Linked DNA regions of Mus musculus: region 2 is linked to region 1. A link is a loop called in an ENCODE intact Hi-C map of the cell type or tissue named here. Cell type or tissue: left cerebral cortex. All regions are shown on one strand. Links, peaks and the distances in the headings refer to the core of each region. The heading gives the core; the rest is flanking DNA. Region 1 has its middle 14 kb from the start of Jrkl. Region 2 has its middle 32 kb from the start of Gm34156.

Evidence for each region. Hi-C counts contacts between places; a loop is a spot of excess contacts. Peaks named below come from ENCODE experiments on the same cell type or tissue, not always from the same donor. Only the 100,000 strongest peaks of a DNase experiment are listed, where the experiment ranks them.
Region 2: it touches region 1 in a loop (6-fold over the local background); 8 of 42 quality-filtered maps call a loop at or near these places.

What each region holds. Positions count from the first base shown.
Region 1 is chr9:13,229,039-13,234,417 of GRCm38, forward strand. No RefSeq gene overlaps it. Among named protein-coding and RNA genes, the nearest start is that of Jrkl, 14 kb to the right of the region's middle. In left cerebral cortex, for the core only: a CTCF peak has its summit at 2,689 (motif pointing right); a DNase peak (open chromatin) is centred at 2,733.
Region 2 is chr9:14,334,321-14,339,699 of GRCm38, forward strand. No RefSeq gene overlaps it. Among named protein-coding and RNA genes, the nearest start is that of Gm34156, 32 kb to the right of the region's middle. In left cerebral cortex, for the core only: no CTCF peak of the experiment used is centred there; a DNase peak (open chromatin) is centred at 2,858.

The DNA.
Region 1 (5,379 bases), core at 313-5,312:
CAGATAGATCTGATTTTCTGTAGAAGTACAAGTGAGATTACAGCTCTTTCTGGTCTCTACCAAAACTGGCAGAGATTTTGATTAACTCTTTTTCTTCTAAGGCACACTCTCACCAAGTAGAATCAAGTGTACAATCCTCCTGCCTCAGATTCTCACATGCTAGAATTATCAGTGTGTATAAACTCACTCAACTAGTTAATTCTCTTCATCACCATTTAGGTCTGTCTCTGCCCTATCATATATGCACACCAGCATTTCAATTCTAAACATCCCTAAATCATCTATAAGAGATTTTTTTATACATGTACTCCTATTCCTTTTCATGGTTTAGTTTGGTTTTCTTGTTTAGGAGATTTGGTTTTGTTTTGGTTTTTAAATATGTACTCTTTTTATTGTAATAATTTTCCCCCTTGTATTAAAAATGGATCATTTTCTTATAGAACATATCCTAGTTACAGTTTCCCTTCCTTCTACATCTCCCAGTGCCTCCCCACCTCCCCTCTCATCCAGATCCCCTTCCATTCTCTCACTAGAAAAGAACAGGCTTCTAAAAGATAGCAACAAAACATAATTTAAAAAAAGATATAATAAGTTAAAACAAAAAAAAACACATCAATATTAGAAATGGCAAAACAACAAAAGCAAAAGAGCCCCAAGAGTAGGCACAAGAATCAGAAACCCACTCTTTCATACACTCAGGAGTCCCAGAAAAACACTAAACTGAAAACCAAAATACGTACACAGGGGACCTGATACAGACTGGTGCTTGCTGATTCCGTCTTTGTGAGTTCCTATGAATTTTGCTCAATTGATTCAGAAGCTCTTGTTTACCAGATATCTTCTGGCCCCTCTAGCTCTTACACTCTTCCTGTCTCCTCCTCCTAAGGGTCACATTAGCTCTGAGAGGAGAGATATGGTAGGAACATCCCATTTAGAGCTGTGTGTTCCAAGGTCCCTCTACTGTGTGTGTGAGAGAGGGGGTGGAGTGGGGAGAGAGACAGAGAGACAAAGACAGTCAGTCAGACAGTCAGACAGACAGACAGACAGACAGAGTAATATCTGGCTGTATCTCTGTATTTGTTACCATAGCAGAGTGTCATTAAGAGTCACTTTATCATGAGCTTTGGTTGTTGTTTGGTTTTATGACAGTAGGATTTAGTTTTACCCTAGGTCTCTGGGCTATCTAGTGTCTGGTTTTTGGTCACCCATGCAGTGTCAGGTATAAAATCCATCACATGGAGTGGGTCTTGAATCAAATCAGATATTGGTTGGTTATTCCTAGAAGTTTTGTGTCACTATTGCCCCAGCATATTTTTCAGAAAGGATAGATTGTAGACCAAGTATTTTATGGCTAGGTTGGTATTTGTGTTTTATCTTTTGGTAGCCTGCAGAATTGGGTAGGTACTCCTTATTAGAAAATAGGAACTATATTTTCATGTTTAAAGGGGGAAAAGGCTGCCTGTCTTTGAAGAAAGTTATGAAACCTAAGTAGGTGAAGTACTGGAAATATAACTGCAGGTGTTGGAGTTTTTCAGTATCTGTGCCCACAGTTTATGGCAAGTTTCCCAATGAAGTGGAACCTCCTGGTTTTATGACCTGTTTCTAGAAAAAAACTCAGCATTGCCAGTTTAACAAAACAAAGGAAGCAGAAAAAATACATCGAACAGAGACTCCCCTGGTGTTGACTTTCTTCCAGGGGTCAGGGCAGGGGTCACGAGACTGGAAACGGGGCAGCATTGGAATGCCAGAGCACCATTGTTCCTCTGACTGGAGTCATGTAGCCTTAACTGGCTACTGTAATCTGCTCTTTGCTGTGGGGTTTCTGGACAGTCTTCTCTTTCTGCTGCTCCTCTTCATTGTTTACGTTTCCTGCAGGTGTGAGCTACATGTTGAATACATCCCTCCAGACCACTATCCTTACTTTGTTCGATCCTCCCCACTGTCCCTTTCTCCCTCCAGATGGTTCCACTGAACATCTATGCATAAATTAAGTATATGCATGTATTAAATGCATACACTATGTCAAAGTCACCCAAACAGCACCTTATTTTTAGTATAACTTCTGTATGTACACATACACCTCAACCTTGAGTTTAGTCACTTGGTGCCTAGGGGCTGGGGATGCTTGTTTTACTTACTTGGTGACAAAGCTCGGGCAGCTCACAAAGCAAAGCTTCATATGGTAAAGAAACAAACCAATGGCTTAAAATCATAAGAAATATGGAACAAAGAGCACATTTGCATTCTTAAGAAATTGTCCTTTAGAGCTCTTATACCCCACCTAGACAGTCAGAAAAAGCTCAGAGTGACAGGGTTGCCAACGTTAGCAATGGTTAGATGGTAACTCATGTCTATGCTTTTAATTGTATGGAAAAGTGCAAAGAGTGACAGAGAGGGTCTAATTTACAGAATGAGCCTTGGACTTCAAATATACATTTGAGGAAAAGCAAGTGCAAATATCATTCATCTTTGAGTCCTCTACTAAGCTAAATATCACACGGGCTCCTTTCTAATGGAACTCCCGTGCAAGAACTTCAACACAAATTTTACATGCAATGTGTTAAGAAACTGCAAGTTTAATTTGCTGAGTTACTGCATGCTTTTGTTCCCACAATCATTGTATTTTTACATTTAAATACAGCTCATTATTTTTTTTTTACGGCAGGCAATGTTCTAATCAACCACAAGATGGCAATCACAGTCCATTTACCATGCTTGGGAGCAGCTGCGTGGCTCTGGGTGGCTCAAAACCTCCAGAATTGTTATCTGGATTTTCTTTGTCAAAAATTAAGACTTCAAGATCACCCATGCTTCCAAATGAAGTTCAACTCAAAACTGTCAATAAGACAAAATTTCAACAAGAAACAGCAACAAAGATATCCATTTTTAAGCTTCTGTGATTTTCTGCAAGGTATGCACACTTGTCTTTTTTAGTGGGGGAAGGGACATTCAGGTATGTAATTGCAGGTCTTCTGTATGGGGATTCTGAGAGTCTCAACATCTGTCACTCCTACAAAGCTGTGTTTCCTTCACAAATACAGCCTAAGGAGTCGGAGGGTCCACTTATGCGTTCTAATTAACACTTCAATATCTCTATCCCTTCTGTTCTTTCTTTTTTTTTTTTTTCTTGTGCTACTTTTCCATACTGAAAAAAAAAAAAAAAACCCTAAAGAATATCACCTTTCACAGAAGATGTAAATTGCCTATAAAGACTTACTACTGCCTTCTTCAAGCATGTGATGTTCATTTTGGAATTCAGCACTCAAGGAGGTCTTACAAACATTAGAAATGACTGCTAAAATACAAAGAAAAAAATCCCATTTATTTTTCAACCGTTTCCTCCAGGGAGCTATGTTAAACTCCACAGGCTGTGTGCAAGCCACTATTTATTTAGTTCTTGATAGTGCATTGTTCTCCAGAAGTCATTGAGTTTTCTCATCCTCAGGCATCCCCAAAGAGGGCAAGGAGCTGGCGAAGCTTAGGTGTCAGTGGGGGAGAGGACTCACTGTCGTCTGCAGTTCTACCCCACTGCATAAGATACATGTTCTTATTGTTTCCATACATGGTCTGACTAGTTCCAGGTTTGTACTTTACTGACTATATCTTCCTATCGAAAGGGGGCTAGGATTTTGTCCTAGGGTTTCATTGCTGTGAAGAGACAATATGACCATAGTCAGTTTTATAACTGGGGCTGGCTTACAGCTTCAGAGATTCAGCCCATATCATCATGGTTGGAAGACTGCCATCTTCTTTCTATAAACTCATTTGATGTTATCAGAAATCTTCCTATATTCTCCCTTAAGGGACTTGCTTTTCTGACCCCACCTTTGGTTCTTTAGCACTTATCAAATTTATATACCAACCATGGTCTCACAGTACTGAGATGCTGATCTGTCTGCTGCTGGTGTCTTCAAAGTCAACTAAAGCCTACATGTTCATGCTGCATTTAGCAGGGACAGTTGTTGTCATAACTATAAAATAGTCCTCGAACTAATGTTCAGAATCCTAGTTACATGTGGGTTTAAAGTGTGTTAATACTATTCTGTTTTAATTATGTGAAAGAAAAATTGGTCTACAAAAGAAAAAATGAAAAGGCTTGTACATACTGGGGCAGGAAGAAATCAAACTCCCTTTGTTCATGAATGACATGGCAGGTTTAGTAGGAGATTTTAAAGAATCGATTAAAAAGTAACAACTATTAGAAGTTGTGCTTGATTTGGTAATAGTAGGCTTCAAGACACAAGTCAATATTCAAATTTTAATTATTTTCACATATTCCAGAAATGAGTGATTGGGGTTTAAATACAGAAACACACCACTTACAGTAGTACTAAAGAAAGAAAGACAATACCAGAAAATAAACCTGGGGGTTGGGAAATAGATCAGGAACAGCGTGTAGCACCATGGGCCCATCTGTTGCATCGTGAAAATAAAAATAAACCTAACAAACTATGTGCAAGACCATAGAGTACAAAGAACCACAATATAAAAATCCAAGGCTCTAAACAGAAGAGAGACGGGTAAGTAAAGTGCCCACTCTCCCCCAACTGGATATTGGGTCTCAGGATTTCAGCTGTGAGTTGTACACATTTCTATAATCCTGTAACCTCTGGGGAGGTTAGGGCAGGAAGACTGCTAGTGAAAGGGCACATAAGATGACAGAACATGACACCATCTCAAAGTAGGGAGCATGCAAAACTTACAGGCTAGGGTGTATATCCAGCTTTCTTGTTTCTTTATACAAAGCCCCGATTTAATGTTGTATCAAAGGAAGCCATTAGTCTCATTCCTATATTTTCTATTCTGATACCTTGCAAATTATCTTGTATTTCCCAAAGATGGCTGCATTAAGAAACCTGGGAATTAAAAAACAAAACAAAACAAAACAAAACAAAACATAGTTATCCTAGATCAAATCCTCTGCAAAGATCCATACTGATCATTCTTAAAAGACCTGGGAGTGATTCTGTGAGAATAATTGTTCTTGATTTCAAAAAGTGCTAATGACTGACCAAAACATTTACTTTCCTTTATTATTTTGTATGAACCTGTCCATGCAAAGCAGCTGACTGGTTGGGGAGGTATCCCACCGTTCGGCCCATTCCTAGCCCAGTATCTATCCCACATGGATAGATTGGTAGATATCCCACTGGATTCTACCAATACATAGCTGCTGAGGAAAGGAAGGCACAAGAGCAAGGCCTGGGGAATTGCCTAGTATATGTAAGATCTTAGTTTAATCCTCATTTCTGGGAAAAAGAAGCTACTGTGTATTTATCATATCCTCTTTCACTATGTGCTAACTTCACATAAAGAAACCTAATGGCTTAGAAGATGCAAAAATCACAAGGTAAAACAGTATGAATTAAGATTCGTGGT
Region 2 (5,379 bases), core at 205-5,204, 1.1 Mb after region 1:
AGTTGGTCCATTGATCCACTCTCACCTAGGAATATGGACTACAAGACTCAGAAAAACTGCAAAGTGTTGCGTTTCATTGGAGATGGGGTCTTTCCTTCTATATAATAAAGTTATAAATCAAGCTGACACTTCTAATGTAAGGTTCCCATTCTGTGGTGAGAAAGTCCATCTCAGAAAACCTCTGCCACCAGAATCTCTCAAATTTGACGTGACTCAAAGTATGGGGATTCCATAAAGTGCCACTTGTCTTGATATCTGGAGATCTGAGATGGCTTTACAACACTGAAGCAGACAGCAAGTAGACTAATGGAACCTCTGTATATGAGTAAGATGGCTTAGGGAAACGGGGTGAAGGAGGGTTACAGGCCAGGACAGTGGAAACAGCCAAGGAACAGGAGGACCAGTGGTGCAGAGAAAAAAGCCCTTACTCCCATCCTCACGCTGGCTGCAAGAAGGGATGGAGCAGATGTGGTCCTCACATGAGCTTACTCATGGTGGTGATGGGGGGTGGGGGGGATAGGGATGAAGAGGAAAGGCAAGAAGACCAAACAGCTGCCTAACTACATTGTCGCGTCCTCTCTCGACCAGCAAGAACGACACGACCACCAGTTCTTCTAACAGCAGTTTATTCAGCAAACTTCCGTTTTCATCTCTCTCGCTTCATCTTTTTCTCTCTCCTTTTTCTCTAACCCGGGCCTCTCACTCTTATATACTCTCAACCCTCATCCACTCACGGCAGGCCACATCACCTCACCAGGCATGCTAATCAGGGCGGCAGGGGCATGTCTCCACCAAAATGGATTCGCCAGTATCCTGGTGCACCTGCGCAGCTCTCACGATGGTCGTGGCTTATTTTCAGGTGTATGAGGAAGTCAGGTGCAAGTCATAAGACTTAGCTGCAGTCCCTGGCGCCTTCTTGGGACTGCTGCCACACCTGCTCCTCACACTACATGTTGGAGAAAAGGGAAAGACAAGCAATAAGAGTAAGTGTTGAGGTAGATCAGCCAGTTCATGCTGGCATGCCAGTGAGCGGCAGGTGCCCTGTGATATGTATTACAAGCTCTGTGGTAGTGTCTCAGCTCCTGGCATCGAGGAGTGATGGAGGTGGGAATTCCCTCCACCTGTTGCCTGCTTGCTCACTGCCAGCCAGGTCTTCCCTCCCCAGTTACTTTCCCAGGAGGTTCTAGGACAGAACGACTATGGGCCTTGGCCAGTGGGTGTTTTCCCCGCAAAGTCAGAACAGCTGAGAATCCACTCAGAACAACAAAAGACTGTGTGAGGTGGAGGAGCCATCGCAGGCCCTAGCCCAGCTGTAAGACAGATAGGAGTTCGTGGCACACTCTGGGTGCCTGGTGAGGTGTGGAAGCATGGCTAAAATGTCTTGAAGCTGTTGTCAGTGGTTCTTATGTTCATAGCAAGTACAAGCTGCTTGTGAGCCCATTGGTAAGCAGTGGTGTTGGGGAAGGGGCAGTTGGACTCTAGTCAGCAGGTGTTGGGTTCTCACTTCATTCCTGGGATGGCATAAGTAAAGGCCTACTGTAATGTGCTGGTCAGTGCCGCCACTCTTACACCAACACCAGCTAATCAACTCTCCATGACCTCTTCAAACCATCTGTTTGAAACAGTTTGTGGCTGCCTTTCTATAACTGCAACCCTAGATGAACCATTTCCTCCTTGGTTAAAGAGGCAGCACTTCTCAGAGTGAAGGGACAAAAGCGATTGGTGCTAAGGAGCAAAACTGTGATTGGTCAAAAACACAAGCATTAATGACTGTGATTGGTGCTAAGAGGATGGTGGATCCAAACAAGTGATAGGTCCAAACACCCCTTGGGAAACATTCTCTCGTGCTGCTTGCTTATGACACGAGGCCCAGTGAAGGATGGAAGCTTGCTGGCTCACCCTGTCTCTTCTCCCTCCACCCTTCCTTCACCTCTTTCCTCTACGTTCTTATGCAGGGTAGGCCTGTAGTGGAGACAGTACAGATGGGGCAACTGTGGACTTGACAGCTTATAAAGAGGTAGACTCAGCAGCTGGGACCATTAATGCCCAGTCTTTAGTCCCCATCACTGTGCTTCCAAATAGTAGCCACTGCTTGAGAGCTGAAAGTCCTGCAGTAGGTGGCTCTCCTGCTGTGTACCCTGCCTGTCCACTGGAGACCCTGTCTGCTTTCCTGAATCCTACCTGATGGCCAACAATCTCACTAACAGCAGATGCTGATGCCCACTTCCTAAGCAGTCAGCTAGCTGTTCCAGTTCCCAAGGAGTAACATGTGCCTGGCTCTCATGCACAATCCCAGGGATTAGCCAGCTTCTCTGCTAATCCAGGTAGCAGATACAGAAGGGGTCAGGATGCCTTGTTAATAACAATTCCAGAGCAACCAGGTAGAAAATGAAGTGTGTGTGTGTGTGTGTGTGTGTGTGTGTGTGTGTGTGTGTGTGTGTGGAGAGAGAGAGAGAGAGAGAGAGAGAGAGAGAGAGAGAGAGAGAGAGAGAGAATGAGAGAGAGAGAGCGCGCACTGAGGAGCCAGATAGGAGAACCTGCAGGCCTTGCTTACCAGCAGAGCTGCAGAGAGCTGGCCACTATAAACTGGCCACTATAACACTGGCCACTGCCAGGAGTCTAGTGTTCTGATCCTGAGGCCTGCAAAAGTGCTACAATGTTTGTAGGACTAAGGATCCTAGTGTCCAAGCTGACACAGGGACTATTAACCATGCTCCCCCGCTGGCTGCCACCATTTCTGTCAGACCAGCATTTAACAACCATCTTGCTCACCCTGGATCCTACCCAGGTAGAGCAGAGCTCTCATCCTGCTGATTCTTGGCACTTGGACTCTTCCTCACGCCTGGAGCCCACACAAAGTGCTACATGATGGGCCCTTAAGGGAACAAAGCCCTTGGCGAAAGCAAAAATTACCCAGCCAGTGTGGGGTATATCTTAGTCATGCCAAGCCAACACCAATGCAAAGATAACAGTGCTTGCCACGGTGATTTTTATGCTAAGACAGTCATATGCTCACAGTTACTGAGGTCCAGGCCATCTGGATACAGCCTAACCAATTTGTTAGTTGTCTGAAACGTACCTCAGACTAAATCTTGATACCGATTCAGCAAGGTCAGTTTCAGCTGCACTTTAGTTCTTGAGAAGTGTGGTCTTATGTGCACAGTCCCATCTAACTGGGCACATGGGCAGCAAGGCCTCAAGGTAGTGAGCTTGTGCCATGTGACAAAGCTGCAGAGCCCGAGCCCACCTCAAATGCCAGCTCTGCCAACTGGCTCAGTGACCTTGGGGAGACTGTGTTCATTACATTAATTCCTTAGAGCTCTTACCTTCCTTCTTCAGCTTGTGGGAGCAAGAAAAAGTCACAGGGTCTCCACCTGTCCACTGGAGACCCTGTCTGCTTTCCTGTGATGATCCAGCCCATGCGTTCAAGGCCCCCCTAAGCTATATGGCCCCAGTGCAGACCTTCAAGGCCCCCCTAAGCTATGTGGCCCCAGTGCAGACCTTCAAGGCCCCCCTAAGCTATGTGGCCCCAGTGCAGACCTTCAAGGCCCCCCTAAGCTATGTGGCCCCAGTGCAGACCTTCAAGGCCCCCCTAAGCTATGTGGCCCCAGTATAGACCTTCACTCCTCCTCCCTGCAAGTACCTGTCCTCACCCACAGCTGCAGTCTTCTGTCTGCCTCTGACCACACACCCAGCACCTCAGCTTTTCTTGAAGCTGCCATGTCTACTGAACTCCCACTTGTTTTTCAGGGTGCAAAGCAAATGTCACCTCTTCTTTGAAGCCCCTACGCCCCACCTTCTCCAAGAAGTTGCTCTTTTCTCTGCACCCCCACTCTTCCTCTACCTCCCATGTGTGAATAATAAATAACACCAGGCACTGAGGGTCCACCAGGAACTTAGAGAACAGGCTTTGAAGTGAGCCCAATCTTGGAATAGAAAACACAAGACAGAGTGACCCACTTGCTCAAGGGCACACAGCCCATCACTGGCCAAGCCAGGCCCTCTGACACCATGTGAGTGCTCTGGACCACTATGCTGAGCTGCCACTGCACTCAGGCCCATCCCGTCCACTGGGGGGCAGGGGGGACAGCCAGGGGTTGGATTTTAGCCACTTCCACAGTTCCTAGCACCTGGCACAAGACTGGATACCAGGTCCTGTCTGGCAGACACTAAAGCAGGAGGACTGAAAGAAAACTCCTAGCCCAGGAGAAGCCTTCCCCGACCACATGCCAGTCTCCTCTCTGACCATGGTTTCCAGTCTCTTCATTGCAGTCCTGTCCACTGGGCCTAGTATTGTCTCTTTGAGGTGGGCTTTTAAAAGCACTACTTCCATTCTATCTGGTTGAGAACCCCAGGTTTATCCTGTGGAGCTCTGAGCTCAATGCTACAACAAAGGCTATATTCCTGTGGAATGTAGAACGGCTATGTAAAGAGAAGAAACGGGGCAGGATTTAGACAGCACCAGACTTGCAGAAGAGCCCAGACTGGCCACAGAGTTCCCAGAGGCAGCTGTGATATCTAGAGAGAAGAAAGCCTTGAAGAGGGAGTTCTTTGAAGGCACAGCTGGCTGCACACCAGTCTTGGAGCTGGCAGCCTGCCTTGCTCAGACCAGCCAGAATGTCACTGGGAGGGTCAACAAATCAGAGGGTGTCACTTTAAAAAACCTTCAGAGCTGGGTTCTAATCAGCTTTACATGAAACATCATTTAAGCCAACACTTAAATGACCTGGGTTGAAAACGCTGACTTGGAAACTGCTGGAAACCACAGTTGGGAGGGGACAACTGCTGCCAGGAAGGGTTGGGATGGAGGCATCCCTGATCTGATGCTTTGTCACCACTCTGCAGCTGATGAGCTTGTGAGTGTTCAGACCCCTGGTAAATATACACTAAGCATGACATGGACAACAATGTTTCAAGTGGCATTTAAAAACGCACAAGATAGGGTCATGACCCTTACCTAACTCTGTCACTAAGAAGATAGAAGACAGAGGCCGTGGGGCATGGTCAAGTCCCTTAGGGCTGCTCCTCTTAGGACTGCTGGAGAGAAAGACTCAAGGACCATCAAAGCTGCCCTAGACAGACAGGGCACTCTGACCACAGAAAGGGAGGGTGCAGGGAGGGGCATGGATGGCCTGCATAGCAGGAGCACTACCGTGGGAGCAAGATGGCTGTGAGGGGTGAACATGGTCAGTGGGTAGAGAAAAGCTAGGGCAGGGCAGGGTCCATGTTGGACAGTAGTGAGAGGAAAGGAGGAAAGAGCCCAGACAAGAGTCTCTAAGCACAATCCAAGTGACTTGGCTTAGCCCAGGCTTCTGACAAGTGGGGGGGGGGGCTAGGGGGAAGGCGGGAAGGATAAGTATGTGGGGGTGGCAGTGTGTG